2 separate regions of the Homo sapiens genome follow, and region 1 is linked to region 2. Evidence: chromatin loops called from intact Hi-C (ENCODE). Cell type or tissue: IMR-90. All regions are shown on one strand. Each heading gives the region's core, and the rest is flanking DNA. Links, peaks and the distances in the headings are about the cores only. Region 1 overlaps LOC105369468 (a long non-coding RNA gene). Region 2 holds the start of CARD16 (caspase recruitment domain family member 16).

Region 1 (16,729 bases), core at 3,073-11,072, 130 kb after region 2:
TAACCCACTTTTTGATGGGATTGTTTGTTTTTTTCTTGCTGACTTGTTTGAGTTCATCGTAGAGTGTGGAGAATACACTTTCTTCTTTTTAAAGATAAAATAAAATAGCAGAAAGATCTGTTTAATATTTTTAAAGACAAATGCATCCTTAAACTGAATTTCAATTTTAATAAAATAAATATTTGACATAGATATTGTAATATTTGTGAGTAAATTGTATCTTATGGTGCTGAAATGCCTTTTTCTCCATTATTCTTATTAAAATCCATTGTTTCCAGGATGAATTCAACAGGTCATGGGCCTAATGAATCAAAATAAGTAACATTTTCTTTCTGATCTTTTTTTTAATGATTATTTTAGGTTCAGGAGATTCACTTATAGGTTTGTTACATGGATAAATTGCGTGTCAATGAGGTTTAGTGTACATATGCTCTTGTCACCCAGGAAGTGAGTGTAGTAACCCATCAGTAGCCTTCCAACCCGCACCCATCTTCCACACTCCCCATCAAGCAGTCTCCAGTGTCTACTGATCCCATCTTTGTGTCCATGTGTATTCAATATTTAGCTCCCACTTTCAAGAGAGAACATGTAATGTTTGGTTTTCTATTTCTGTGTTAATTTGCTTAGGATAATGGCCTCCAGCTGTATCCATGTTTCTGCAAAGAACATGATTTCATTCTTTTTTATGGCTGCATAGTTTTCCATGGTGTATATGTACATTTTTATTTTTAGCCAGTCCACCATTGGTGGGAACTTTGGAGGATTCCCTGTATTTGCAATTATGAATTGTGCTGCAATAAACATATGAGTACATGTGTGTTTTTGGTAGAATGATTTATTTTCCTTTGAGTATACAACCACTAGTGAAATTGCTGAGTTAAATGGTAGCTCTGTGTTAAGGTTTTTGAGAAATCTCCAAACTGCCTTCCATAGTGCCTGCATTAATTCACATTCCCACCAGCAGTGCATAAGTGTTCCATTTTTTCCACTACCTCACTATCATCTGTTGTTTTTTGGCTTTTTAATAATAGCCATTCTTACCGATATGAGATGACATGTTATTGGTTTTCATTTCTGTAATAATTATTAATGATAAGAATTTTTTTTATATATTTGTTGGCCACGTGTATGTTTTCTTTTGAAAAGTGTCTGTTCATGCCCTTTGCCCAAATTTTAATGGGGTTATTTGTTTTTTATTTGTTGAATTGTTTAAGTTCCTTATCAATTCTGGATATTAGACCTTTCTCAGATGCATAGCTTGTGAATATTTTCTCCCACTCTGTAGGTTTGTGACTCTATTGATAGTTTCTTTTGCTGTGCAGAAGCTCATTAGTTTAATTAGATCCCACTAGTCAATTTTTGTTTTTGTAGCAATTGCTTTTGAGGACTTACGAATAAATTATTTGCCAGGGCTGATGTTCAGATTGGTGTTTCCTAGGTTTTCTAGAGTTTTTATAGTTTTGCTGACCTTTTTTATTTTTTTTAACAGCTGCTGAGAAAGAGAGAGGGGTGAAAGGAGAGAGAGAGAGAGAGAGAGAGAGAGAGAGAGAGAGAGAGATAATGTAATTAACGTCTAATAAGAATGTAGGCGTCATCAAGTTATAACTCCATTCTTTCTACAACATCCTTTGTGGGTATGTATAGAGGAAGACTAAATATTTTCAGAAATGGCGATTTTACTACTTCTTTATCTCCTTTATAAACATAGATTCCTCATCCTGAAATTTTATTTAATTATTTTAAAATGATCTCTGCTCTGCCAGACACTGAATTATCTTTGTCTAATTTTGCGGGGTTTTTTTGTTGTTGTTGTTTTGTTTTGTTTTGTTTTTGCTTTGTCTTATTTCTTATTCCTCTTCAGTAGGAAGATACTCAAATACATAACCACTTGGTCAGTTCTTTTGTTTTCTTCTTGTTGAATTTGAAAGGTTTTTTTTTTCTTTTTTGGTATATTTTAGATAACAGTTCTTTATCAGATATGTGTCTTGCAAATATTTTTTCCTAGTCTGTGGATTCTTCTCTTACTTTCTTGTAGTTCCGGTTTATTATTTCTTTCATTGATTCTGCCTTTGGTGGTGTATCTGCAAATTTATTGCTATACTCAAGGTCATCTAGTTTTTCTCCTGTTATTTTCTAACAGTTTTATGGTTTTGCATTTTATATTTGTGATCAATAACGCATTAATTTTGATGAAGAATGCAAAGTTTGTTTCTAGATTCATCTTCTTTTTTTTTTTTTTTTTTTTCGCACTTGAATATCCAGTTGTTCCAGCACCATTTTTGGAAAAGGCTACCTTTTTGGGTTGTATTGATTTTGTTCCTTCATCAAAGATCAGTTGACTGTACTTTTGTGGGTCTAAGTTCTCTATTCTCTTCCATTGATCTATTTGGCTCTTCTTTCACCAATAAAACACTATGTTGATTACTGGAGCGCCATAGTAGTCAGTCTTGAATTCAGTAGTGTCAGTCGTCCATCTTTGATCTATTTCAATATTGAATTGGTTACTCTGGGTTTTTTGCCCCTCCATATAAACTTTATAATCAGTTTGTCAATATTCATAAAATAACATGTTGGGATTTTGATTGGTATTGCATTGAATCTATATATCAAGTTGAGAAGAACTGATATCTTGACAATATTGAATCTTCATGGCCATTAACATGAAATATCTCTCCATTTATTTAAATCTTTGATTGGTTCATCAGACTTTTGCAGTTTTTTCTATGTATAAATCCTATACATATTTTATTAGGTTTATACCAAAATATATCATTTTGGGGATTTTAATGTAAATGATGTTTTTTATTTCAATTTCATTTGTTCATTGATTATATATAGGAAAGTGAATGACTTTTGTATATTAACCTTGTATCCTTCAATCTTGCTGTAAGTTATTTTTATTTCTAGGAGATTTGCTGTTGTTGCTGATTTTCGGGGTTTTTCTGCAGAGATGATCCTGTCATCACTGCACAAAGACTGTTTCATTTTTTCCTTCCCAATTATACTTTTTATTTCCTTTCCTTGTTTTCTTGTATTAACTAGATCTTCCAATAGATTTTTAAGCTAGTGTGGGCACATGATTATTGATTATCATTTTTTAACTGGTTATGTTTTTCTATAATGTTTTTAAAAAGCAAGTACAGAGAAGATGCAAATTCGTTTCTAATTAATGGATAGAACTTCTACATTTCCAATAATATTGCAGGCAAATCTTAGAGTAATCAAATAAAGTAATACTGGAATTCATCCAGCAGAAAGCAATAATATTTAAATTGCTAAAAAGAGGCAGAGAAAATTTAATAAAACTATCAAAATATTAGAACACCTTAATAATTAAATATTCTCTTCTATACAAATCAGTGGCATATAAAATTTAGGATAGACAAATAACTTGTCTTAAGTAGAAATTTAATCTCAACAACATGTAACACATACCTCTTCCCCAACTTAAAATTAGAGTTTAAAGAAAACACAATATAAAAATAAATTTAAATTACAAATAAATAATTAAAAAATATATAGTGGCAAAGGAAGACTCAATAAATTATACTATGATTATTGGTTTATCATTTTGAAAATTCAAATTAGCAAAATCACAAAAGAAGTAAAAACAACAATATGAAAAGGATATGTGATATATGATACAACCATATGACGTTCTGGAAAAAGTAAAACTATGGAGACAGAAAAAGGAATACTGGTTGCTAATGGTTGAGGGGAGACAGGGATGAATACAGAGCACAAGCCATTTTATGGCTGTGAAACTACTCTGCATGATACCATGATGGTGGGTACATGTCATTATACATTTGTCAAAACCTATTTCATGTACAACACTAGGAATGAACCCAAATACAAACTAGCAACCTTGGTCGATGATGTGTAAAAGTAGGTTCATCCTATTGTAACAAATGCATCATTCTAGTGAAGGATCTTGATAACGGGGAAAGCTGTGTATTTGGTATATGGGAAACCTGCAGGGGCTATATGGGAGATCTCTGTGCCTTCTGCTCAATTTTGTTGTGAACCTAAAACTGCTAAAAAAAAATAAAGTCTAGTTATAGGAATTAAGAATTAAAATAAATAATGCAGACTTTTCTAGAATATCACATCTGAAGATTCTATATTTTATTTAAAATTATCTAATTTATTCTTTATACCAAACCTGTAAAACGTTTTAAAATATACTGCAAATATTGATTTAGTATTAAAAATAATTTCAAGCAATTGTTATTCTGAAAAATTTACTTATTCCCAAATTTGGAGAATATTTTCAGTCAAAACTTTTAAAGTGAATTTTGTAAAATTGTACCTAGTTGTACAGCTGGAACACTCTTTTATATGTAAGGAAATGTAAAATTTCAAACAATGTCGACTTTTTGACTAAAGGGAAGTCACTGTAAGGAAAATGGCTTTGAAAACCGTGGAAGACAATCTTCTATGCTTTTTATATAGGAAAGAGAAATGAAGACTCATAAGAACTGAAATTATTTTGTCACAAAAATGCCAAAGTAGAAAACCAATTTGTTCAGGAAGCACTATGAAAAATACTGCTAACCTCTACTTCCTGAAAACAGGATAACATAATTGAATTTCTATGGATAGCTACAGTACATTTATTTATCTTTTCATGTTCTCCAAAGGCTTCTCCCATTTTCATTTTTAAGTCTAGTTTAGAATATCCTTTTAAGTGTCTTTTTTATCAAGTGTCTACTTTAAATTCCAGGAAAAAATGGTTGAAAACTTTATTTTTCATTCTTCTTTATTCAATTCTGTTAACTAAATAAGCAGATCATGACTTTTCTTGTGTTTGTACAATTTCCCTATACATTCTTTCAAGTAAACACACTTATTCTCTTCAGACATGGGCTGTGTATGCTAGTCACCATTTTGTCCTCACAGGAAAATGCTCAACTTGTGTTCTTTGATCAAAAGTTTTGGGACATGTGGTCTTAACCAAAATACTTTTTCTTCACTGAACACAATGTGTACTTTAATATAATAATATATGTTTGATTCTTAAAGCTAAACTACAGTGTGCAGTTTTTCCTAATGACTTTTATTTCACAGAACATTAAAACTTAAAATTTTTAAACATTTAAAAATAATTATAGATTCACAGGAAGTTGCAGTAGAGTGTACTGAGATTACCCCTCTACTCTTTATCTAGTTTGCCCAAATGGTTATACCTTACAAAATTACAGAAAAATATCAAAGCTCCCTGGCGAATTGGCATTGGTGGAGCATGTTTGTTTAAGGAGGTGTGTATTTCTCTGTCAATCCATCACATGTAGAGTTCTATAACCAACACAGTAAAGACACAAAACCAGTTCATCACCACAAAGTTATCCCTCATGATACCATTTTAAACATCCGCCTTTACCATCCCCACCTAACTCTCACTATTCCTAAACTCTGGCAAACACTAAGCTTTTAGTGATCAGTGCTTCAAATGGACTTTTTCTATCTGTTGAAATGTCCAAGAGTGCAGTTGCTGGTTCCTATGATAAGTGATGTTTAATTTTTAAGAAACTGATAAAATTTTCCAGGCTGACCGATCCATTTTACATTTTCATCAGCAATGTATAGGAGATCCAGTTTTTCCACATCCTGTATTTTTTATTTTAACTATTCTGCTAGGAGTGTAATGACATCTCATGGCGTTCATAATTTACATTCTTCTTAATGGGCACTGATGTTGATTATCTTTTTATGTGCTTATTTTCCGTCTGGATATGCTCTTTGCAGAAGCATTAGTTTATGATTTTTGCTCATTTTAATTGAACTGTTTATTTGTTTGTCTCTATTGTAGAATTTTTAGAGTTCTTTATATGTTCTAGATATAAGTCCTTTGACAAATGCGTGGTTTGCAAATATTTTCTTAAAGTCTACAATTTGTCATTATATCCTTCTGAACAGCCTTGCAGAATAAATCATCTTAATTTGAATGATGTCCAGATTGTTACTTTTTTTCTTCTTATATTCTTATAGGTGGGTTTGTGTCTAAGAAATATTCACATAGCCTTACATCCCAAATATTTTCTCCTATGTTATTTTATTTATTTATTTATTTATTTATTTATTTATTTATTTGAGACAGAGTCCTGCTGTCACCCAGGCTGGAGTGCAGTGGCGTGATTTTGGCTCACTGCAACCTCCGTCTCTCAGGTTCAAGCGATTCTCATGTCTCAGTCTCCCAAGTAGCTGGGGTCATAGGCATGTGCCACCACAGCTGGCTAATTTTTATTTATTTATTTATTTTTAGTAGAGACGGAGTTTTGCCATGCTGGCCAGGCTGGTTTGGAACTCCTGACCTCGAACAATACACTTCGACCTCCCAAAGTGCTGGGATTATAGGTTCTATGTTATCTTCTAAAGGTGTTATAAGTTCACATTTTGCAGTTAACCTGTTTTCCATTTTGAGTGAATTTTTGTATAAACTTTAAAGCTTGTTAAAGGCTTGTTTTTTTTATAATTTTTATGTATCCATATATGTATTTATGTATGTATGTACGTATGTATGGAAGTATTTTTGTCTATAGATGTCCAATGTTTCAGCACCATTTAATGAAAAAGCTGTCCTTCCTTTATTCAGTTGCTTCTCTACCTTTTTTAAAAAAATCAGTTGATTGAACTTTATAAAAACAACTTCTGGATTCTCTATTGTTTCACTAATCTATGTATCTATCCCTATGCCAATAATACACAATCTTGATTTCTATAGTTACATAATAAGTCTTGAAACTTAGTATTATTCCTATCACATTTTCCCTTGATTTTCAAAATTGTTTTAACTATTCTAGCATTTATGTTTCCAACTAAATTTTAGAATAATCTTGTCTATATCTACAGAAAAATCTTGCTTGGGTTTTCATAGGAATAGCATAAAACATTATATCTACATCTATCTACATATATGTGCATATATTAATAACTATATATAATGCATTAAAAAATGAAGACAACATCTTTGTTTGGATTTTTCAATTTGTAAACAAGTTTTATCTTTTCATTTATTTAGGTCTTCTTTTATTTATTCCATTGGTGTTTTGGAGTTTACAAATTAGCATATAAGTCCTGTACATATTCTGATAGATTTATAAACTAACAATTTCATCTTTGTTAAGAAAGTTTAAATGGTGTTTTATTTTTAATTTCTTTCCATTACAAGGTAACTACGTGTATTAGTCCGTTCTCACACTGCAATAAAGAACTACCTGGGACCCAGTAATTTATGAAGAAGAGGGTTTTAATTGACTCACAGTTCTGCAGGCTTAACAGGAAGCATGACTTGGAGGCCTCGGGAAACTTACAATCATGGCAGAAGGTGAAGGGGAAACAAGCACTTCTTACCACGGCAGAGCAGGAGAGAGAGAGAGAGAGTGAGGGGGGAATACACTTTTAAACCATCAGATCCCATGAGAACTCCTTCACTATCAAGAGATCAGCATGGGGAAATCGGTCCCTATCATCCAATCACCTCCCATCATGCCCCTCTTTCAATATGTGGGGATTACAATTCCACATGAGATGTGGATTGGGGCCAGGAGCCAAACCATATCACTACAGAACCTTTGTCTTCTCTCCTACAAGTCTTTAGAGTAGTCCTGGCTTTGAGAGAATGAGACAGACACAAAGTTGGCTTAATATGTTTTTAAATGGGATTCTTTTTTAAGAAGATGAAATCTCCCAAGTGCTATAGTAATGAATCATCATCTAATGTCTATATTTACTGGAAGAGTTACCATGTCAGCCAAACAGAGCCATCTGGACCAATTCTTACTGTTATATTAAGTAGCATTTTGGAAACTATTTATAGAAATTGGGTCTATGACTTTTTCTGCCATTGATCTCTTTTGAGGAATATGTTCCTAGCAGAGAGTCTCATTTATATTGTTTTTTTGAAAAACTCTGAGTTGCATTTAGCACTGGAATGGAGAAAGTTTTGTGAAACTAAATCTTAAAACTAGAAACCTAAGCAGATATAAAAACTTTATTTATTTATTTTTTTCTTAAGACTTGGAGACTTACAGTTATTTGCAAGTACCACATAAAATACTTGTTCCGGCCGGGCGTGGTGGCTCACGCCTGTAATCCCAGCACTTTGGGAGGCCGAGGCGGGCGGATCACGAGGTCAGGAGATCAAGACCATCCTGGCTAACATGGTGAAACCCCGTCTCTACTAAAAATACAAAAAAAATTAGCCAGGCGTGGTAGCGGGCGCCTGTAGTCCCAGCTACCTGGGAGGCTGAGGCAGGAGAATGGCGTGAACCCGGGAGGCGGAGCTTGCAGTGAGCCAAGACAGAGCCACTGCAGTCCAGCCTGGGCGAAAGAGCGAGACTCTGTCTCAAAAAAAAAAAAAAAAAAAAAACTTGTTCCTTGCTTTCAGTTATGTGAATAAAGTGGATTGAAATGTTGCAATTAGGATTTACTGTGAATAGGTACAATAAACATGTTATGTCATGGTACAATTAGAGAGGAATCACAGTTCTATAGAGATTAGAACCTAAGTTTTTCTTGAAAAGGCAAAAAGCAGACAACTAATCACAATTATCCTTGAATATCCTGTAAATTGTCTATAAAGTTAAATAGCATAGTGTAGCATGTATCTCTCTAGTGATCCTTCTGAATTTCAAGGTTGTCAACCATTACCCTGGACTAAAATTAAGAACAAAAGAAAAGTCTATATGCCGAGGTCTGGGAACTGAAGCCGTTCTGCCTCTAGGGAACTCTCTGGCCTAACCATGGTGCTGATATGAATAAAAGATTTATACTATTAAACATATATAACATAATAAATAATTATTTTTAGGTGAAAAGTGAAAAAGATATTGGATCAACATCTTAGAGACCAATTAAATTTTGAAATCAACCTGATAGTTCCATAAATATATTTTTGATTCTGGACCCAGTCTAAAAATTAAAAGAAGATAAAGAGCTAATTCTTTTCAATGCCTTAAATTTTGTCTTAACCTTTTCTAGAACTGGAGATGCATATTGTTATAGAACAGATTCATTTTTTTATCTCATTCCCCAGCATACGTTAATAAATATTTATTAATATATTATTTTCATACATGTCTAAAACAATATTAATTGTAACGGAATGGAAATTAGCTCTGCATATAAATAAAATTTTCTAGTATAATCTGGATATCTGATCAATATTTTGTCTCTCTACTGATCTCTCTATCTGAAATATATTTTTAAGCTTTTAGCCATAAAATGTTCTATCTGGTTGCACAGGCTTACAAGTATGTTTTTTTTAAAATAACTTTGCCTTAGACACAGTTCTATCATTTCAACCATTTGCTGCACCCATATACATAAGAATATTTTTCTGTTCAGATTAAACTAATAAAACTAAAAAGTGATATAAATACCATATGGTACACTCAGTGACATGCATGGTATTTTTAAAGGAAGGGATATGACACTTTGGGGGATTCCTCTTATGACTTCTAAAGATTATTCTAATGGTGTAGATATAGAATCCTCTGGTCAATTGGATAAATGCCAAGCATTTAAACTCTGCTTGCTAATATTTACATAGCTACCTTTCAGCCAGCGGGCCACTTGCTTTCCTTTTATGTATTGAGAACTAGAGCTGCCCTGTGTTCCCCTGAAATTGCGGAATAAACTTATTAAAATGAATGATAATGCATTCGCTGGTAAATTTCACAAAGTGTGAAGGACACAAATATATGAACAAAATAAAATTATGTATTATTGAGAAATGGTTTATATACTTCCAGAGATATATTGCTCCTGTACTTATGTAGAAGTAGAAATAAAGATTAGCTCTTTAACATATTAATTGATGTTTCCAGTTTGGGACCGTGAAACATCCCAGAAACAGCTGATTGCTTTTTTAAAAAAGTCCTCTGTCTTTGTTCAGCTAGTCCTACAATAGTAACTTACTCATAGTACACATTTATCATATGCTAGCAGTCTGTCCAGAATAACTTCGTTTGAAGAAAAGATAGGTCAAGTGCACATTCCAGGGAATATTTGCAAAATAATATGTATTTTCTTGCAAAATTTTAAACAATTAGCTCTTAAGGTCACTTTCATATCACCCAGCTCTGCTAGTTTTGTTCCCCTTCTAACATATTTTAAAAGTATGCTTGTTTTAAAAGTCAAATAAATAAGATCTATGATAAAAATACAAGATAATAGTTGTGACAAACTATTCTGAAGAAGTAAGTTTCTACTCTAGGTGCGGGCAAGATCCTTCTAATCAAAGAGGAGTTCTGTGTTTATCTCTTTTGAATAATTGTGCTTTAGTTTCTTCATTTATCTATCTATTATTACTGATTGCCTGGAAGTGTACAGAAAGTCATGTCAAGGACTAAAGCAAACTCCTCTCAAAATATTCTTCTTGAATAAACTAGATTTTAATATTAGTTAATATTTATGTGTACGATGTGTTAAGCATTTTAGTATGAGCTTGTTTCATGGCCAAAATAATACTGTGAGAGTATGAGATATCATGTCTTCATTGTAGAAATGGAAAAATTAATCTGTGAGCAAGGTTGTGCAGGTTTATTAAAGTTGAATAACCACCAATTGCTAGAGTGAGAATTAGAAATCAGGATTGTCGGCCGGGCGCGGTGGCTCACGCCTGTAATCCCAGCACTTTGGGAGGCCGAGGCGGGCGGATCACGAGGTCAGGAGATCGAGACCATCCCGGCTAAAACGGTGAAACCCCGTCTCTACTAAAAATACAAAAAATGAGCCGGGCGTAGTGGCGGGCGCCTGTAGTCCCAGCTACTCCGGAGGCTGAAGCAGGAGAATGGCGTGAACCCGGGAGGCGGAGCTTGCAGTGAGCCGAGATCCCGCCACTGCACTCCAGCCTGGGCGACAGAGCGAGACTCCGTCTCAAAAAAAAAAAAAAAAAAAAAAAAAAGAAATCAGGATTGTCTGAGTCCAGAGTCTATGATCTAAACCACTCATAAAGACTGCTTTTTTACACTTATATTTCCTTTCAATGGGTTATTAAAGTGAAAGCTAAGGTCTCACTAAACTATTGCTTAACAGATATTCTATTAAGATAATTCATAGCCTTTTACAAAGACAAGACTAAAATACGATTAGCAGAAAGTCTTCTGAACAACTTGGCCTTGAGCCAACCCAAGTTTCAGAGACAATGTGAATGATTCAGCCGGTGCCTTATAACTGAGATCCAGAAATAGCTCTGAATCCTACAAAGAACTAAAGAAGTATATTCTCTAGCAGACAATGAGCAATAATGAGCTTCTGATGAGCCATATATAAATTTTTAAAATATTACAATATTTTTAGCCTATTTTAAGATATAAACATGTTTCCAAAAATACAGATTGTGCTTCTGTTTATTGATTTATTATCATTTGGTGGTCTATTCAAAGATATTCACAGAGTCAATAAATTCTGATTATTTTTTCAAGTTAAAAAGCAAAGGGATTTTTTAGCAAAAACACAGCCTCCCAGAGTACAGGGAAATGATATTAAGATTACCTAATAGGGTTATTGAGGAAGTATGTGTTACAGAAACATGTACTTCTGCAATTCTTGAGCAAGAGCTACTGAAGCCAACCAACAAGAAACTCTTGTCAGGAACCTGGCATTATGTGAACTTATCCAGTATGCTTCTTGGAGATCACTTGACTCTAAATATAAGTGACAAACATCACCTTGTGTTTTCTGAGCAGGACGGAAAGGTGCAAGCTAAAATGTGTTGTTATGATGCTAGTTGGCTTTGAAATTACTTTTCAAACAAAGATCGCTTTTGATGAGACCTAATCTGATATTCATGCACAGAAAGTGAAGATATAGCAAGTATACTTAAAGAAAACCATGACTTAGAAAGCAGAACAGTTATATTTATGTTTGTAGAGACTAGGAGAGATAATTATCTTAGAAGTGATTTAAATGCACAGAAAGTAAGTGCCCAATTTCCAAAGAAGAATTAGAGATCTCTAAAGCCTTTATTAGAAAATCCTTGTGTTCTTTTTATGAAATGTCAGTGAAATGAGAGATTGTCATGACGTTAAACCAGAATAAGAATTTAAGGAATGGAGAAAAGCAATGATGAAAAAAAGTATGTATCAACGTTTGATCTGAAATTTTCCTCTTCTTTGGAAAATGTCAAATTTTATGTGCATATTACTTGAGCTGAAATGTAAAATCTTAAGGTTTATGCTGAAGCTTCCTATGACTCTAATGAAAATTTAGAATGTGAATAAGAACTTTTTAGAAATACTTTCTATTGTTATAGCTTCAATAAATTCTAAAAATTGTTTTTACATAACATCCATGGCAAGAAAAAATGTCTATACTAATCATAACATTCTTCTTCCATACTTCAGTATGAGAATACAACCATATTATTTTCTAATATTAAGGTCTATTTATTGATCCTCAGCAGCATTATTACAGTTTTCTAATCTTTATTAAAATCACCCTGTGCACAAAAACTGTTCTGACATTTAACTAATTTCCAAACATCTTAAACCATTCAAATATAGTGTCCATTGAGTATAATTTGACTTTTACAAAACTCAGTTGAAAATTCCTTGTTTGCCTATTTGTTTTACTTGTTTACATTTGTTTTTCTATCATATGCTATATTTTCTCTATTGTGTAAACCAGGGAACAGAGTTTGCAGACTTTGGTTACCACACGCATACCTAGGATCCAACACAATAGCATTTCTGAATTTATACCAGAATCAATACACTAAAAAGTATCTAGTGCACAGTAGGCACTCAATAAATGCTTGTGAAAATGGAAAAATATTTACATATAAATTTAGCAGTTAAGGTAGAAACTTATTAATTAGTGAAGTTCTCAATTCTTCAGATAATTTTGGAAGGGTATTGTCAAGTGATTTATCCTGATTTTATTCTCCTTGCAATCATTTCTCCCTATTCTCCAGTTCTAGGATTCACATAATTTCTCTCTGACACAAATCTGTCCTTTTAGCTCATCACATATTTTTCAAATAAGTTGTAAATCATTTTACTTATTTTATTGTCTGTCAATTTATTTCTCTAGTAGTCTCAATTTTTTTACTTGGCCTCACTGTGCACATACATAACAGCACATTCTCAACCCCTATCCCTGCTTAAAAAAACTGGTTACAGTGTGATTTGGATTTGAAGCAGTGGATAATATACATGCAACCGAAACATTTTTCCTTTTCCTTCTAGCTACAGTAAAGTCAAGGTCTATACACCAAAGATAGAAAAAATGAGAAAAATAAATGGAAAGAATGAAGCAAAAAGAGAGCCATGAAAGATACAAAGAGATGTATTTAGAAAGTAGAAGGATCAAGACACTGTGTGCCTCAGAAAAAAAGAAGGTAAGCAGCAGTCGACTATATTTTTTAATTGAGATTTTCTTATCTAATTGGAATTATCCATGTAAGGAAACGAATCAGGAACTTGGTTGCCAGATGCAGAGAAGTAGATAAGATTTTCCTCTAGCTATATGCTTGTGCTTTTGGCCTGATTAGCAGCGGATTGAATGATGGCCCTCCTCAAAAGGTATGTTCATATTCTAATCCCTGAAAAATGTAAATGTGACCTTGTTTAGAAAAAATCTTCTTTGCAGATATAATTAAGCTAAAGATTTTGAGATGGAATAATTCAGAGGAGGAGAAGATATGAAGCAGAAGAGAAGAATCCCATGTGAAGAAGGGTACAATGATTGAAGTTACACAGGCGCAAGTTGAAAAGGCTGAAGCCATCAGAATGTGGAAGAGGTAAGGAAGGATTCTACCCTACAGCCTTCAAAGGGAGCATGACTTTGCTGACACCTTGATTTTGGACTTCTGGCCTTGAGAACTGTAATATAATAAATTTCTGTTGTTTTAAGCTATCAAGTTTATTGCTATTTGTTAAGAGAGCAGTAGGAAACTAACAGTATGTATATTCCTTCTTTAGTGACAGTTACGAAGTAAAAAAAAAACAAGAGAATATGGAAACTGCTATATACTAATGATTTTTTTCTGCCCATATCCATCTGAAGCAGTTCCTATTTTTGAAGGTTCCTTTCCCTAACACACACACACACACACACACACACTACCACCACCACCACCACACCAGAATTAAATAAAATACCACACAATGAAAGAGACTAGAGGTTGAGAGGGCTTCTATAATTTAAAATGTGGACATTGCAGCATCATCTTTGAACCCACTTGATATATACCAATTCAAAATGGAAAATTGTTGAAAACCTATTGTGCTACGTTAAATGTAAAAGACCATTTATGAATGATGCATGGGTTCTCCATACAGTAAAGCAAGTCACTTCATATATTTCTGCTTGGAAAGGAAACAGAACACCATTAATGCTACAAAAAATGAGATGGTGATAAATAATGCTTGAGATACTCTTTGGTCCATCAGCTGCTTTCAAGAAAGTAGAAATGATTGCAAAGTTTAGTATGAGCTTGACAAAATATATATACAGATTACATTTTCTTAAGTTAATAAACTTGGAGTTCTTATTTTTCTTCTAATTCTATGTGCAGGTTCATCCAGAATCAGCTTGGCTATAGCTGGAAGCAATTAAGAATATGCACAAGGGCCAGGAGCGGTGGCTCATGCCTGTAATCCCAACACTTTGGGAGGCTGAGGTGGGTGGATCAGGAGGTCAGGAATTCAAGACCACCCTGGCCAAGATGGTGAAACCCCGACTCTACTAAAAATACAAAAATTAGCCAGGCATGGTGGCAGGCTCCAGTAATCCCAGCTACTTGGGAGGCTGAGACAGAGAATTTCTTGAACCCAGGAGACAGAAGTTGCAGTGAGCTGAGATCGCGCCACTGCACTCCAGCTGGGCGACAGAGCGAGACTCTGTCCCAAATAAATAAATAAATAAATAATAAAAAATAAAAATAAAAGAATATGCACAAAGATTTGAAACTCTAGGAAATTGTTTTTATCTCTAATAGATTTCAGCGAAGTTAAATTGTGCGTTGGTCACAAGGGAAAACTTGTCATGGTGACTCATGTAAATTACTAAAATTGCTTTCATTTGGGAAATAGGCCTCATTAGTCCTAAATTTTACCTTATGATTATGTCAGGTAGCCAAACATCATTGCTTATACTAAAATAAAGCTCTAGGTACTATTTCTTTTAATAAAAAACCCAATGATCCTAGCACATTACTTTAGTTATAATCTCAAAACTAGTACCATATATAAGGAAAGCCAATGGTATTACTTATACCTCCTTCTCATGAAATCATCATTAAAGGCACATTTATAGATAATGGGAACTGAGTCAAGATGTTCAGCCTGACAATCCACTGCTATCTCCTGGGCCCAGATGCCCACCCTTTAGCTCTTCAGGAGAAAGAAAAATATGCACTCACTACTGATATGCAAAACTGCCTATTAGCTTATAAGCTTCCAGAACGCATCTTTTTCAAATAGCAGGTAACATATTCTTACAACTTTCTGGGAAGAGAAAAATAATCAAGAGCTTTAATGCTTATCTAGTACAATTTCTTCATTTAATTAATAGAGAAACTAGAGAGCTTGAGGGTTAAATTAATGTCTCGGACCTCAAGTTCCAAAGTAAAATCAACTTTATCTAAATTTGTATTAAGCTAGAATTTCATGAAAAGATAGAGTATAGTACAGCCATGGCTGTAAAAACATGTATACTTGCCAAAAAGGAATTCTCCACTTGCAAATATATGTGAGAACAAAATATTAAAAGAAGAGCCAAAACAAAGGTAAAAGAATACAAAATTGTAGAAAGACATCTTGATAGTTCAACAGAGCTTTATTTTTTGGTCTGCTATTTTAGAGCTTGAAGACTGGTCTTTTAAGCTAACCTAATCAAACAAAAATAAAGGAAAAGAAATTCTTTTTTTTTCCTCCCTTTTTTTAAAGTGCAGTGGCGTGATCTCAGCCCAGGCAACCTCCATCTCCCAGGTTTCAGTGATTCTCCTGCCTCAGCTTTTTGTATTTTTAGTAGAGACAAGGTTTCATCATGTTGGCCAGGCTGATCTCGAACTCCTGACCTCAAGCGATCCACCCACCTCAGCCTCCCAAAATGCTGGGATTACAGGTATGAGCCACTGCACCCGGCCCTGGAAAATGAATTTTAAAATATAAATGAAGTATTTGAGACATATGAGATTATATAAAGTGATCAAACCTATGAATTCTTGACATTCCTCAGAGAGAAGGAGAAAAAGTAAGCAATCTGAAAAATATATTTGAGGAAATCTTTCAAAAAAATTTCCTTAATCTCGCTAGAGAAGTAGATAATCATGTTGAAGAAATCCAGAGAACACTTGTGAGATATTATACAAAATGAATATCAACAAGGCATATAGTCACCAGACTGTCCAAGGTCAATGCTAAAGAATCTTAAAAGCACCTAGATATAAAGGTCAGATCACATAGAAAGGGAGCTCCATCAGGCTAATAGTATACTTCTCACCAGAAACCTTTATAAGCCAGAAGAAATTGGGGGCCTATTTTCTGCATTCTTAAAGAAAAGAAATTCCAGCCAAGAATTTCATATCCTACCAAACTAAGCTTCATATAAGAAAGAGAAATAAAATCTATTCTGGACAAGTAAGTACTAAGGGAATATTTTACCACTAGACCTGTCTTACAAGAGATCCTTAATTAAGGTAGTTTTAAACATGGAAATAAAAGAATGATACGTGCTACCACAAAAGCACATTTAAGTACCTAGCCAACAGACCCTATAA
Region 2 (15,028 bases), core at 1-8,000:
CCTGGACACAAAATAATAAATCAATCAATAAATATCGTGCCTTGCCAGGAACACTGGAACATATTGTATGAAGCTTTCTAGATAGTTCTCATGACCTTAAGGAAATTAGCTACCATGTACTCAGAACAGAAAATGAACTTTAATCAGAAGAGGGCACTGAGGATGAAGGAACACAAAAAAGAGTCAAGGGACATGCAATAGGGCCTCTGCTACAGAAATATGGCCCAAAGGCAGAGATAAGAAGATATTCTGCAGATTAACATGACTAGTAAAGAAATCAAATGTTAGGCACGAAGACAGGCCCTAGGTGAACTTGAGTGTGAGTCACTGACCCTTACCTGCTGAGAGTCCCAGCGTCTCTGCCAGGTAACTGTCTTCTTCACAAATGTATGTGATGCAAATTTGGCATGCCTGTGCCCCTTTCGGAATAACGGAGTCAATCAAAGCTCGGGTCTTATCCATAACTGTAGCATTTTCACGTTTTACTTTCTCCATCTCTTCCTGGTTCAGCACCCTTGTCTGTAATAATTCATCCAGTAAGCCATTTATTGTACCTTCACCCATGGAATGGATAAACAGCTTTCTCTTCTCCTTCAGGACCTTGTCTGTTTGGAGCACAAGGATTTCTCACATCATGAAAACAGCCTCATATTCCTCTCACGTCATCAACAGAAAGTGACCTCATTTAGATTTCATCAGTGAAATGTCCCCCTCCTCACAGTTGGGTAATCCCTCTTCTTACTGTATTGCTGTCCTACTTGTTTCCCTCAGTAGTCCCCATATATGTGCATGGAGTGACCTGAAGACTGAGTTTACCATTTCCACATCAGTCCCTGGAAAGCAGAGATCATCCTCTTGTGTCCCATGTTTATTTAACTCTGAATAATAAAGTAATGAAGCAGAAATAGCCCATTTCATTTAGGAACCACTGCTGCTAGTACTCCTCCTGTGCCAATTCTGTACCCTCTGTCAGACTTACGACAGGTAAGCAAGGGTTTAATTAAGATTGCAAAATGACAGCAGGCTACCCCTAAAGTCTCTGTTCCTTTCTGGGCTTGCCTTTTCTTTCTAAAGCCTGCAAAAATCTTCTAGTTCCTTCTCTCCTCCCACTCCTCCCTCTCCCTCACTTCTGCTCACCTAAACTTCCACAGATACTAATTATGGCTTCCAGAAGAGCCAGCCCTTTCCACAACTCTTTCTTCCCAGGGACCTGTTCTTGGAACAGTAAAAGACTCACCGGCCATGGCTTTTCTCTCCTACCCTTCTTGTGTGGGCTGAAACTGAAAGTATGTTTCGCCTTCCTTTTTGGCAGGGCGTGTACACATATTGGGAAACACCCACTGCACATTCATATGCATATCTTTATTTTTCTTCCCAGAGAAAGAATCAGAACTGTAGCCTGCATCAGAGAGTGTATCCAAGGGAATTCTTTTTTCTCCAGCCCTTGGATAGATCAGGGTAGGAGGGGAATGGGGCTTAGAGAATAAGCCCCAGGATTGAGAAAGTATGTGTACAGTTAAATTCACACAGTGAAGAGTTTCCCATTCATTCGAAAACTTGACCGAAAAAATTAACACAACCTTTGGAGAATGTGAACCACTGTTCCCTTGACCCCACCTCACAGCTTTGGGGAAAGTTTGTGGGAAATATATGTCCCTGTGAAGCAATTTTGCTTTAAGAAATGTAAACATTTTTCACCAATATTAAAGCTTTTCTTATTTAATGTTCTTCCTTTCCTGATGGCTTTTTTGTTTTGTTTTGTCTTCTGATACATGATGTCACTCTGTTGCCCAGGTTGGAGTGCAGTGGCATGACCACGGCTCACTGCAGCCTCCACTTCCCTAGGCTGAGATGATTCTCCCACTTCAGTTTCCTGAGTAGTTAAAATTACAGGCAAATCCCATCAGGGCTGGTTAATTTTTGTATTTTTTGTTGAGACGGGCTCTCCCTATGTTTCCTTGGCTGATTTTGAATTCCAGCGCTCAAGCGATCCGCCCATCTTGGCCTCCCAAAGAGCTGGGATTACAGGCATGAGCCATGAGCCACTCACTCATCTTGGATGGCTTTCTTTTGAGGGACATTGCATCACAGAGGCCCAAAGCATAGACTCTGAACTCAGAATGTTGAACCTAGCAAGTTAAACTCACCTTCCTGGGCAAGATATTAAACTTCTTTATACATTGGTTCCTCTGTCTGTAAAATAATATTATTAATAGTACATACACATCTACACAGTTTTGAGCAGTATTGAGATAAAAATGTGAAAAATGAATGGAACATTGCCTGGCAAATGGTAAGCAGATAATGAGGGATATTACTATAATTAATAGAAATATTTCAGTTTAGAAAAATAATCAAGGATGATTATTTGCAGATTTTTTAGCTAAGTTTATCTTTTGTTAGAATCCTCAAGCAGTGCCTCCAGTCATTCATTTAGCAAATATATGTGGACAACATGGTTCTCGGTGTCAGGGGTTCCATCAAAACATATATTATGATCCTTTCCCTCTTGCTCGCACATTCAAGAGGGAAAGATACACATGAAACCTGGTATGTAATATGTAACTGGAATATTTAGAATGTGAAAATATGCCAAGCGATGAGAAGAATAAGAAATTAATTGGAGAAGTGGGAGACAAAGTATTGCAGGACTCATGAAAATTGTACACAGAGGAGCCAGGGAAGGCCAGAAGAGGTCTCTGCCTTTGTCAGTACATGCTGAATTGATTATCCCAGAAATAAACTCAATGTGGCTAATTTATTTCATGAATAAACTTGATGGAAGATGGACTAATAGCAAAATGCACACGGTACATTTCATTTATCATTTTTTTTTTTTTTTACCAAAAATTTTCTTGGGCTGTTACGTTATTACCTTTGGAGGATAATGACCAGATTTACAAAAATATTTACGGTTTGACATGTGGGCTACCAGTTTTACTTCCTGTGCTCCAGGCTAAGAGTTAAATGTCATTGGTTAAGTAGAACGGACTGTGTAGGAGGACAATGACGTGGCTTTTAATCTAAGGTGTTTTTCATGGTGTTTTTATCTTTACTCTGCCAATGACCTAATCCGATTGCAGCAAAATCTTGAGCTCCTTGCCGCTGGAAGGATTTGTAGCATGGAAGAAAGCAGAAATTGTCTGTGCACCACTTCTCTTTAGTTTATTTACTTTTAAATTTATGTACTGACTCATTTATTTTTTCTGCTGCTTAAGGGTTTCACATGAGGGTTTCTCCCCACCAGCCAGAGCCAAGAACCACGGAGTTTATGCATGCCAAAGTGGCATCCAGGACACAGAAACAATGATTAGACCATGTGTCTGGGGATGTAGAATCATGAGCTTTGAGTCATGTCCTGGGAATGTAAACACTGAGCCATTAGAGTGCAAAGGCTCGCTATTTCCTCAAAAAGGAAGATGTCAAAAACTGGAAACAACTCAAATTCCAATTCAGGAGCATAAGTAAACAATTTGTGCTAGACACATACACTGAAATACTATTCAGTCATAAAAGGAAAAAATTACTAATATATGCAATAACATGGATGAAAAACTTATACTTTCATTATGAGTGGAAGAAGCCATATAGGAAGGAGCACATACCCTGTGATTCCAATTATATAAAGTTCTAGATTAGAAAAATCTAATGTGTAGTGGTAGAAATTCAATCACTGCTTATCAGAGGAGGAAATGGAAGGAAATTGAGAACAAAGGGCAAGACAAAATTTTTTGGGGTGACAATATCGGTTTGTCTATTAAATGGGATATTATACTAAATATTCTTGTGTAATTAATAATCAATTTATATTCTTAAAAGGGGTACATTTTCTTTTATGTAAATTATACTAAAATAATGTTAAAATTTGAAATGAAAAAGGTCAATGGTAGTAATAACAGACTAATTTGGAAAAACATTTTTTTTCTTGATTTCAGGACACAATCAAGCCTCCAAAAATTACCCATAATTCTGGTAAGAGGAAGCAGTTCTCATAGTGGCTGAAATGTAATTACCCGCCACCCACATTGGAGGGGGATAGGTAGACAGAGGGGAGATAACCTACAGGAACCAATTTATTGACTGAAATATGTACCTGGAAAATAGCATTACGTAAGTAAAATTATCTTAAAATAAATGAATGTAGCAATTCTACTGTAAGTGATATTTAAAATCTGCATAATGATTTAAAAATCCTTCTATCAGTGTGAAGTCTGTGAAACAATATTATTTTAAATGACAGAGTAGGTACTATAAGAACCTCTGACATAGAAGACAGAAAATTCCTGTGCTTGGGTTTTGACCATCCCATTTCCAAGCTTTAGAACATCATATACCCTTTCAGTTTATCCAACTCCTCTTCTTATTTATATTTGTGGACCATTAGCACATTTTGAGTAATACAATTCAGAACACTAATCAACTATAACATGTTATTTTATGTTTTCTTTGTCTAAAACCTTCCCCTTTTCTGCACAGCTTATCAGTGTGGACTTGGGTATCTAACAGTCCTGAGGTCAACTTCTGTTTATGAGCTATTAGATTTTGGACAAGTTATTTAACATCTCTCAGCCTCTGTGTTCTCGTGTATAGAAGGGGCCTCCTAATCATTCTTACCTTCTAGGATGCAATGCCAGGTGTAGAGATCATGCCATAGTACCTCTCATTTATGGTAGTCATGACCTATAGAGCAGAAGCAAGGTCATGTACAAATGTACTTTTTGGTTAAGTACTTCTAAATTTTTCATATGCTTCACTTCAGTATGTTGAATAAGCATTAATTTCATTTTATGATAGGAAGATCAGGTAAAAAATTGCTTCAAGGCCTTGGTAAGCCCAAGCTGGAGAACTGGGTGAGAAGCCAGCCCACCACCTCACTCATTACTTGCTGTATGTGATGCACTCCTCTTCAACTGGGTACTAACTACACTGGGAAATAGGAAGTAGATAAGCAGATAAAAGGTGCTTTTTTGTGTCAGTGGGAAATAAATTCTGAGTTAAATGCATCTAGACTATGATAATTTATAACAGTCAGCCCCAGTAAACTATTTAAATGATGAGATGGGCAATAGGAAACCATTGCAGCTTCCTAAGTAGGAGAGTCACGTTAACATGCTTCTAAAGTAACTATTTCATATTGAGTGCTTAATAAGGCCCAGGCTCTGTAATAGATACTTCATCTATATTGGTTCCTCTTGTCGAACCGTTTAAAAATATTGGTACTTGGAATAACCCCAGATTATGAAACCAAAATCTCATCCTGACCCTCACCCTTGAGACTTCATGCACTGCCACATCCAGAATTTAATAGGACATGTTCTTTGAGGCATTGCTGGTACCATGTGAACCAGGAGCTGGGTCCTGATTGGACTGAGTGTTGGAGACAGGAGAAGGGGTAAGAATGTCTGGGAGTTGGTGCTGACTACAGAAAGAAGCTGCAGAAGAGTAGGAAGGAGCGAAGATGAAGCAGTAAAGAGCTTGCCTGGACAGGCAAGTGGCCAGGAGGGGTGTGGTCTCCTTGTGTCAGATTTCTACACCAACAGCATAGATAATAACTGACCCATGGAACCTCTACAAGTTAGAGTCTCATCTTGGAACCAGATAGAGCCAAATCCCCAAGGAGGGATAGACATGGTCTTGGATGTGGTGTGTTGCCTAGCAGCAGAAACAGAAGCCATTCTTTTCCTTCAGCCCACTCAGAATATAAACTACACTGACAGATGAAGTATATAAATACACTAGAAAGCAAGCCACTATAAGGATATATCAGCAGAAAGAAGAGACTATAAATTTAAATCTTGAAGGACATTGAGATATTGGACAAATCAAATATCAAATATAGAATGAAATCATTCTATATCAAATATAGAAGGATGTAAATAAAGGGAGCAAAAAGTAATTATTCTATAATAAGCAATAATTTGAGAAACAATAAAAATAGAGCATGTATAAATACAAAAATTAGTTATATTTAATAATGGACAGATTAAAAGGCAGACACACAAATCTGCGAAAATGTATATAATGTGGAAGATACAGAGATGTACAGTTGACCTTTAAACAATGAAATACTTAGAGGCACTGACCCCTATATTCAGTTGAAAATCTGTGGCCGGTTGCGGTGGCTCACGCCTGTAATCCCAGCACTTTGGGAGGCAAAGGCGGGCGCATCAGGAGGTCAGGAGATCGAGACTATCCTGGCTAACACGGTGAAACCCCATCTCTACTAAAAATACAAAAAAATAGCCCGTCATGGTGGCGGGTGCCTGTTGTCCCAGCTACTCAGAAGGCTGAGGCAGGAGAATGGCTTGAACCCAGGAGGTGGAGCTTGCAGTGAGCTGAGTACGCACCACTGCACTCCAGCCTGGGAGACAAAGCGAGACTCGGTCGCAAAAAAAAAAAAAGAAAAGAAAAGAAAATCTGCATATAACTTTTGACTCCTTCCAAACTTAACTTCTAATGGCCTGCTATTGAAGAGAAGCCTTACCAGTAACAAAAACCACTGATTAACAAATATTTTGTATTTTATATGTATTATATACTGTAATATAAAGTAAGCTAAAGTAAAAAAAGTTGTTAAGAAAATCATAAGGAAGAGAAAATATATCTACTATTGACTCAGTGAGAGTGGATTATCATAAGGTCTTCATCCTCATCGTCTTCACATTGAGTAAGCTGAAGAGATGGAGGAAGGGGATGGCTTAGTCTTGCAGTCTCACGGGTGGCAGAAGCAGAAGAAGAGGTGGAACAGGACACAGGAGAAGAAGGCACACTGCATTTATATTTGTGGAAATGCATAGTTATTTCTGTCTGACATTTTTGCTTTTCCATTTCCCTAAAATTTTTTCTAGACAGTATGAATCTTTCTTTCACCATTTCCCTTAGTTTCAGTGCTCATATCATAGAATGGTCTTTGTTGTAAAACAGGTCAAAAGCTGCTTTGAAAAATCAGAATCTTTCTGCCAAATTATAATGCCAATTTGTGCTCTGGCACTACTTCTTCTACATCTTCTTCCTCATCATTTGGAACTGGTTCAGAAGCACACATCTCTATCAAGTTTTCATCTGTTAATTTCTCTAATGTGCAATTAGCTCTTGAATTTTTATAAGATCCATATCTTAAAGTTATTCACTTTTTTTGCAATATCTACAATCTCTCATTATTTTCTTGATTGGCTTTTTCATAAACGCTGGTGAAGTCATGGACAACTTCTGGAAACAGTTTTCTCTAGCAGAAATTTATCGGGGTCTTGTTATGTTGCCTAGGTTGGCCTTAAGCTCCTGGACTCAAGCTATCCTTCCACCTCAGCCTCTTTAGTAGCTGGGATCATAGGCCCATACCACTGCACCCAAAATCATGGCTTTTAATTTTTTAATATCAATGATGTCATTTTCAGTGGTGTAGCCCTTCCAGACTTTCATGATGTCATCTCTATCGATGGTCTCTTCCTTGGCATTCACAAATCTTTTCATAGAGTAACATGTGTAATGAGCATTAAAGTTCTTTCTGACCTCCTGATTCAGAGGCTGAATTAGAGACGTTTCATTTGGTGGCGAGTAGACCACTTTGATTTTTTGCAAATTGAACTAATGAGGTTTTGGGTAGCCAGGGGCATTGTCCAACATCAAAAGAATCATAAATGGGCAGTCCCTTATTGGCAAAATATTTTCTGACTTCAGGGACAAAGCATGAAAGGAATCAATAGAGAAAAAGTGCTCCCATTGCACAGGCATTCTTGTTGTCCAACCAAAACACTGGCAGCTAGTGTTTACCATTTCTGTTCAAGGCTCAGGGCTTAGTAGCTTTATAGATAAGAGCAGTCCTGATGATAAACCTGACTGCATTCCCATGAAACAGTAAAATTAGCTTATCCTTTTCTATTTTAAATCCTTGTGCTTGCTTCTATTTCTTACTAACAAATGGCCTTTTTGGCATCTTTTTTTCTAGACTAGAACATTGTCACCTGTATTCAAAACCTGTTCCAGTAGTATAGTTTCTCTTCAATGATTTTCTTAATAGTTTCTGGGAACCAATCTGCTGCCTCTTGATAACCAAAAGCTGCATCCCCTGATGTCTTGACATTTTTAATGCAAAAGCACTTTAAATTATCAAACCATCCTTGGCTATCATTAAAGTATCCACCTTTAGATCCTTCCCCTTTCTTTTCCTTTAAGTTGTATAAAATAACTTCATTTTTTCTGGAATCATATTAGAGTCTATAAATATACCTTTCATATGAAAATTCTGCCACCACTTACACCCTTCAATTTCAATACAAGATTAAAAATTGTTTCACAATAGTGCAAGGTTTTGGCACTGGCAGGCACAGTGCAGTGATAGCTTTATTATCTCCTTTTATTTTTTTACATTGGTCTTCATTCTGTATTCATTTATCTTGAAATGGTGAGCAGCCACAAATCCAGATCTCAATCTACAGTACATATCAAACAGTTCTACTTTTTCTTGTAATGTCATGACATTGCTTCTTGGGAACATTACACCATCAGTATTGGTATGTTGTCTGGACCCCGTGCTGTTATTCGAGAATTATGGTGTTGCAGTAAATGCAACGAAAAATACATTAAAAACCCAAGGATACTGCTTTTTATAGCAATATGAAATTTACTGGAGATACAAACTGCTGATGTAGAGATAATGAGTGTCACATGGCATTTTAAGCAGATACAAAACTTGAGTTCACTGAAATAGCAGCAGGAAATGGCTATGAAAATATGGGAGTACAGTATCCATGGTTAATTTTGTGCAGTTAGGATTTAATACTGTATCTTTATATTTGTTTACATTTCTCTTTTCAAGTGGTACTATGTTTTATCTATGAGTGCATAAACTTTGATAAACTTTAGCTTTCTATAATAGATTTGTGTATATTTTATAATATAGTAGTAAATGATAAAATAGACTTAACAACTCCATAAATTTTGTGCATTTTTTACATACCTAACTTAATTTTTCAGTATTTCTAGTGTAGATGATTTGTGATTTTCTTCAAATTGTAGCAAATCTCCTAAATTTTTCCAATATGTTTATATGTTTATAAAATGCATGTATAAGCAGACCAAGGCATTTCAGATACTTGTTGTTTATGGGTTAATACTAATTTATCTAGATTGCAAAATCAAAGCAGAAATGAGAGGCTGAAAAATTTGAGAAGGCTTCACAGGTACGAAGGATGGAATGAGAAACTCTGAGATATAGCTGATCAACTTACCAGAAAGACAGACGAGAGAGAATAGAAAAGACAAAATATTTAAAGCAAATTTTTCAGAACTGGGGAAAAATATGTGTCCACTGATTGAAGAAGCACAATGTATCTGTAATAGGATAACTTCAAAGAATAACTGCTTTCTAACAGCCCTCTGAGTTCGGCATTGTGATGAGTTGAATTGTGTACCATAAAAACATATTGAAGGCCTACACCCCAGTTACTCAGAATGTGCTCTTATTAGGAAATAGGGTCCTTGCAAATATAATCAGTTACAATGAGTTTATTTTGGATTAGTGTAGGGCCATCAGCCGGAACAACTCATGTTCATACCAAAGAAAAGGGGCTCTGGAGCAAAGACAGACAGGAAGAGCAACATGTGAAGACACAGACTCACAGAGGGAAGGCAGCAATATAATGACAAAAGCAGAGAATAGAGTGATGTAGCTGCAAACAAGGAACACCAAGATTGATTGAGGCAACCAGTAGTTAGGATGGCGGCCATGGCCCTACTCTACTGACACCCTGATTTCAAACTTCTTGCCTCCAAAACTGAGAGAATGCATTTCCAGTTAAACCTCCCTGTTTGTGGTGATTTGTCATGGCAGCCCTAGGAAATGAATACAGGTATTATTAGTTCCATTTTGCAGATGAGAAAACAGATTCTCAGAGAGATTGATGACTTAGCCAATGGAGTGAGGAGCAACCTCACCTCATGGATCTATAATCTGAAAATGGAACAACAACCACATGTGCTAGAACAGAAGTAAAAACTGGTGACCCACAGAGTCCATCATAAGCCCAGTGATATTTCTTTGGCTCTCTCAGATGTGATTTATCTTGACATTGAATTAATTATCAGAGGTAAAAAATTGTAAGATTTCAAATAAAGTGTTTCATTCCAGGCCTCTGTTGCTTGAATTTCAACATGGAAAGGGTTGCCTGGTACTGAGTCCTTGATGACGCATTCATTATGCCTTCTGATTTTTCCTGCGTTCACCTAACCTGATTAACTTAATGTGTGTTCTCTGCCAAGCCTATATGGTGTTGGTATTTGTGGCCTCTGCCTGGGAGACCTGAGATTAGACTTACAGTCTGTAAATTTTATTAAGATTATTATTAAAAATTATTATTAATCTCACCAATTTACACTGATATAATGATTTGTATGATCATTGACTTCAAGTCTCATTTCTCTATCTGTCAACTACCTGCCTTGGAGAATTGTTGGATTAAATTTAATGTCTGAAGAACAATAATACCTATTGAACAGCACAAATGTAGTAATGTTACCTCTTATCTCAATATGATTCTTCACATATCTGTAATGCTAGAAAAATATATGTTACATACGAGAAAATTTTTTGTAAGGAAAAGCAACAGCATTTTTCCACAAGGATTTCAAAACATTGAGTAAATGTATCTATTTCAAGGGAGACGGGAGGGTAAAAGGATGTAATAACTATATTGATTAAGAAAAGAAAGGAAATTTAAGGGATAAATAATGCAACATAAGTTTCATAAGCAATGTAGTATGTGATGTTTATTTTCACTATGTAACTCAGAAAAATCATTGTCATCACATAACACACCACTTCAACCCTCCTGACTTTAGTGCTGTTGTAGTGGGGACTCCCCCTCATGTGGTTGTTGTCACACATCAAGCCACTGTGCTTCAGGTTCTTTCTGCTTTGAAGATCGAAGATGTTCATCAAAGGACTGAGGACTGTTTAGCTGTGCATATGTGGGTCCAGAATTGTAGGAGAGGGAGGACCTTCTCCTGGGGGCTAATTTCAACCAATGAATGGCATTAGTCCATTGATGAATGTCTCTAATTCCTCATCTTCTAGTAAGGTAGAATCTACATAATTGTAGACAATCCTGAAGAAAGACTGGAACCCAGTTTCTCAGAGCAGTAATGAATTCATTATTGCATTTTTTTGGAATATTATCTTTCTTTCATCTCCCTTCCCCACTCCCTCACTTCTGCTTTTTGGAAATACTTTCCAAATAATACTTACAGTCAAGTGGCTGACTCCTCCTATTTCATGGTCAACCAAATTGCGTCATTATCATCATCAACATCACCACTATCATTGTTGTCATCATTATCTTTATTGAGCAATTTAAGTATGAACAGAACTATAATTAGTTTTCTACATATATCATGTCATGTAGTTCTTACTATATTACAAAATTGCTAGGCTTAACTCTCCTTACTCATAAAACTCTGTAGCTAAGTTAATTACACATATAATCACACATCTAATATCAAGTATGGGGCAGAAGAAGCCCAGGCCTTGAAACAGCTCCTTCATTCCCGTGATGTCGAAGTGAGCCCCATTCCTTGGAGTCAGATAGTCAAACTTTGTATTGCTTATAATGAGAGCCAGGTATTTGCAGATCTTTCTGTTTTTTTTTTTATTAGATTGATCTGCAGGAGATGGAGATGAAGTGACTTTGATTACCTGAGTCTCTTTTCAATCTCCATATGTTTCACAATTTTGTTTTTTTAAAACCTCGTATAGCTGCCCTCTTCCCTAACCTCTATCAAAAGACACTGCTTTCCTCTCTCTCAAGAGCCCAGAGCAAGAACCAGGACATATCTGGATGATTAGTCAAGAATCTTAAAGAAACTAGAATAATTCCTACTCCCTTTCTTCTTATTTTTCTTCTGCATCTACTCAAACATTTCTTATATTCAGGTTCAAATCAAATTTCATAAAAACTGAGAGATGTCATCTGCACCAGTAAAAATGAATATAGCAGAGGTTGTTTGCCTTCCATATTATGATTATATTTGTACTATTTAAAAAATATCAACATACTGTTTTTTAAGCTTTAATTATATTTTTCAAATATGCTTCACATCTAGGCTTTTCAACCAGAGTACAAATAATTATTACTCAGCTATGCTATCATGTAACTATTTTTCTTCTGTGACTATAGCTGAAATTGTAATATATCTCAAATAGATACAAGAATCAATAAATGAAAAAATGATGAATCTACGTTTTATCATGGGTTGAATGAGTATTGGTATCTTTTTGAAGCCATATGAACCCTTCCTTGCTGAAAGCATCTATGATAAAGGTTACTACTGTCATCACCCCCAGTCACTTAGTGCTTTAAGTATTTGTGCATTTATGGCTGGCACTGTGGCTCCAGCCTGTAATCTCAGTGCTTTGGGAGGTGAAGGCAGTGGATCTCATGAAGCCAGTATTTAGAGATCAATCTGGGCAACACAGTGAGACTATGTCTCTACAAGAATTAAAATGATCAGCCTGGCATGGTGGTGTGCATCTGTAGTCCTAGCTGCTTGAGAGGCTGAGGCTGCAGAATCTCTTGAGCCCATGTGTTCAAGACAGCAGTCAGCTATGATCACACCATGGCACTCCAGGCTGGGCAACAGAGCAAGACCCCATTAAAAATAGTGCATTTAATGAAAGCAATTGATTCTCTCCTTTTGTCCATTTCATGAACAGAGCACAGCATCTCTCCAGGTTTTTCTTTACGGTCTCAATAATTCTTCTTGAGGACAAAGCTTGAGAGTATTTGTAGATTCTGCTGATTCAGGTGGTCCAGCTTTGATTTGTGGAAGAGCTGTGGGATATCACACAATATAAGTGATGTCTTCTGCCTCTGTGACCCAGGTTATCACCTAAGAAAGTTGAGACAGAGAGAAAGAGAGAGAGAAATCCTAGGAAAAAGACTTCTTTGCCTGTAGGGATTATAGCTGTGCTTAACTTCCAGCTTAAGGAAATGTATTGTTGTTGAAGAAGAAAAGGGAATTCCCTGATAAAGAAAGCAGAAATCTCCCTCCATCCCTCCACACACAAAAAATGCAATCACAGATTCTGATCATTCTGCAAAAAAAATCTTGATGATTTAGGGTTACATTTGGCCTTCCTCTATTCAGAAAAACAGTTTGATTTTTCCAGTGGTTTTACTGTATGGTACTGATTCATCCATGTGGACTTTCTACTGTGTCTGGGCAAGAGTGTACTAAATAAATACCTGTTCAGAGTGCTATCTATTTGAAATACAATGTGAGTTCCACATGCAATATTAAATTTTGTAATATCACATTTACAAAAGGTATAATTAATTTCAATAATATATTTATTATAATTTATACAAAACATTACTCTATCAACATGTGCCACTAGCCACAAGTTAAGTACTTAATAGGTACATGTGGCTACAAAACTGGATGAGACAACATTCCATTTTGGAGTAATAGTTCCCTCCTAGTCCACACCACACACAGATACATATATACAGCAAACACTTAACAGAATATTGATTTCTGTACCATCCTGGTATTTTAAAAGCAAACTTTAAGTGAATGACCAACTTTTCTAGAAGAAACGGGTTTCAGATATCTTTTAACAAATTTTGAAATCAGCTATTCAAAGAAGAAATGTTGTCTAGTGACAATAGTACTGTGTCCAAGGTCAAAGGGACAAATATTTGTACGAGATTCTGACGTAAATGTGGACGTCTTGCCTCCAAAGTGCTGAACAACCAACACTAAGTTTTTTACCTTGTGTTTTATAATGTGAGGAAATAATATATCTCTTTTGGATAAGTTTGTAATAGTCATTCTGATCTATCCCCTTGTGAAATATAATATTCATCTCTTTTGACTGATATTGTGCAAGAAACTGGGAGATTCTTGAGCCTTCCTTCTGGAAAAGAAAAAAGAATTCATGCATACAAATTAGAAGAAAAGTTTACTAAGATATAATAACAAGGTTTCTTTTCATGAAAAGAATGGACAGGCATAGTATTTATGTTTGGTTACATGACCCAATCAAGACATAGGAACTATGAGTAAAGTACTATTATCCTGTCTACAATTTATATTGTTTTGTTATATTTCATGTATTTTTTCTATTTCAATCATTTGTTTCCATTCGTTTTTAATGATATTTTAGAATAAATATCTTGCTAAAGTGTATGATAAAAACCTGATCTCTGGGGATGCAACAAGTTTTAAGAGTATGTAAGGAAACCAAACCTTCTAAGCATATATTTCTTCATAGATTAAACAGTGACATATGTTCCTCCTTCTCATTTCAGAAAGTTCTGCCAATGTGAAGACATCCAGGGTCCTGATATATTCCAGGTCTGGGGGTATGTTTTCCTGTTTACAGGTTTGGAGAATTTCCTAAGTTAATAGTCATCTTTTAATGACCTTTATGCATCTAGATAGATAGATAGATAGATAGATAGAGAGATAGAGACATAGATATAGATGCATCTATATATGCATCTGTATATCTATCTATCTATCTATATATATATAAAGTGATTTTAGGTAAAATAAAAATTAGACAAAATTTCTCTCATATCCTATAGTAAAGTTAGCATGAAAATGGTTATTTTATTACAATATTATAAATATTATAGTGCAGATTGCTGCCCAAAGAGAGTTTCTATTAGCCTAGCAGTACAACAGAAAGAAATGTGGAAATCAGGAGTTTAGATAAGCATTTCAATTTGAGTCTTATCTGTTATGTAATGAAATAGGACTCTCTCAGGAATCTCCCCTGGAATCTCTTTACATTGAGACAAAAAGAGAGGGAGTGGTATAGGGTCAGACAAACAATTGCCATGGCATGTAGGGGTTTACATGGCTATGTCTCTGACTAAATCACAGTCTTGGAACTGTGATTTCTATATACTGCATAATATATGTATATTATGTGTGTATCTATATATTATATTATATATAATATTTTATATATATATATATGTTGGTTTGTTAAATGAAACAAACAAATAGCTAGGATTCTTCTTAT

Evidence for each region. Hi-C counts contacts between places; a loop is a spot of excess contacts. Peaks named below come from ENCODE experiments on the same cell type or tissue, not always from the same donor. Only the 100,000 strongest peaks of a DNase experiment are listed, where the experiment ranks them.
Region 1: it touches region 2 in a loop (3-fold over the local background); 4 of 110 quality-filtered maps call a loop at or near these places.

Annotation. Positions count from the first base shown.
Region 1 is chr11:105,170,177-105,186,905 of GRCh38, forward strand. The region is part of intron 4 of LOC105369468 (a long non-coding RNA gene); the gene reads right to left. It overlaps LOC105369469 (a long non-coding RNA gene), which reads left to right. Exons shown (of 5, transcript XR_007062872.1): 3 at 13,194-13,345; 4 at 13,597-13,747; 5 at 14,525-14,634. Among named protein-coding and RNA genes, the nearest start is that of CARD18, 39 kb to the left of the region's middle. In IMR-90, for the core only: no CTCF peak of the experiment used is centred there; a DNase peak (open chromatin) is centred at 7,735; H3K27ac peaks cover 290 bases.
Region 2 is chr11:105,044,054-105,059,081 of GRCh38, forward strand. It overlaps CARD16 (caspase recruitment domain family member 16), which reads right to left and starts at 1,282. Exons shown (of 4, transcript NM_052889.4): 1 at 1,238-1,282; 2 at 339-605. The coding sequence starts at 1,244. It overlaps LOC107984381 (a long non-coding RNA gene), which reads left to right and starts at 3,947. Exons shown (of 3, transcript XR_001748352.2): 1 at 3,947-4,110; 2 at 14,307-14,360. In IMR-90, for the core only: no CTCF peak of the experiment used is centred there; DNase peaks (open chromatin) are centred at 1,318 and 3,288; H3K4me3 peaks cover 1,650 bases; H3K27ac peaks cover 2,377 bases.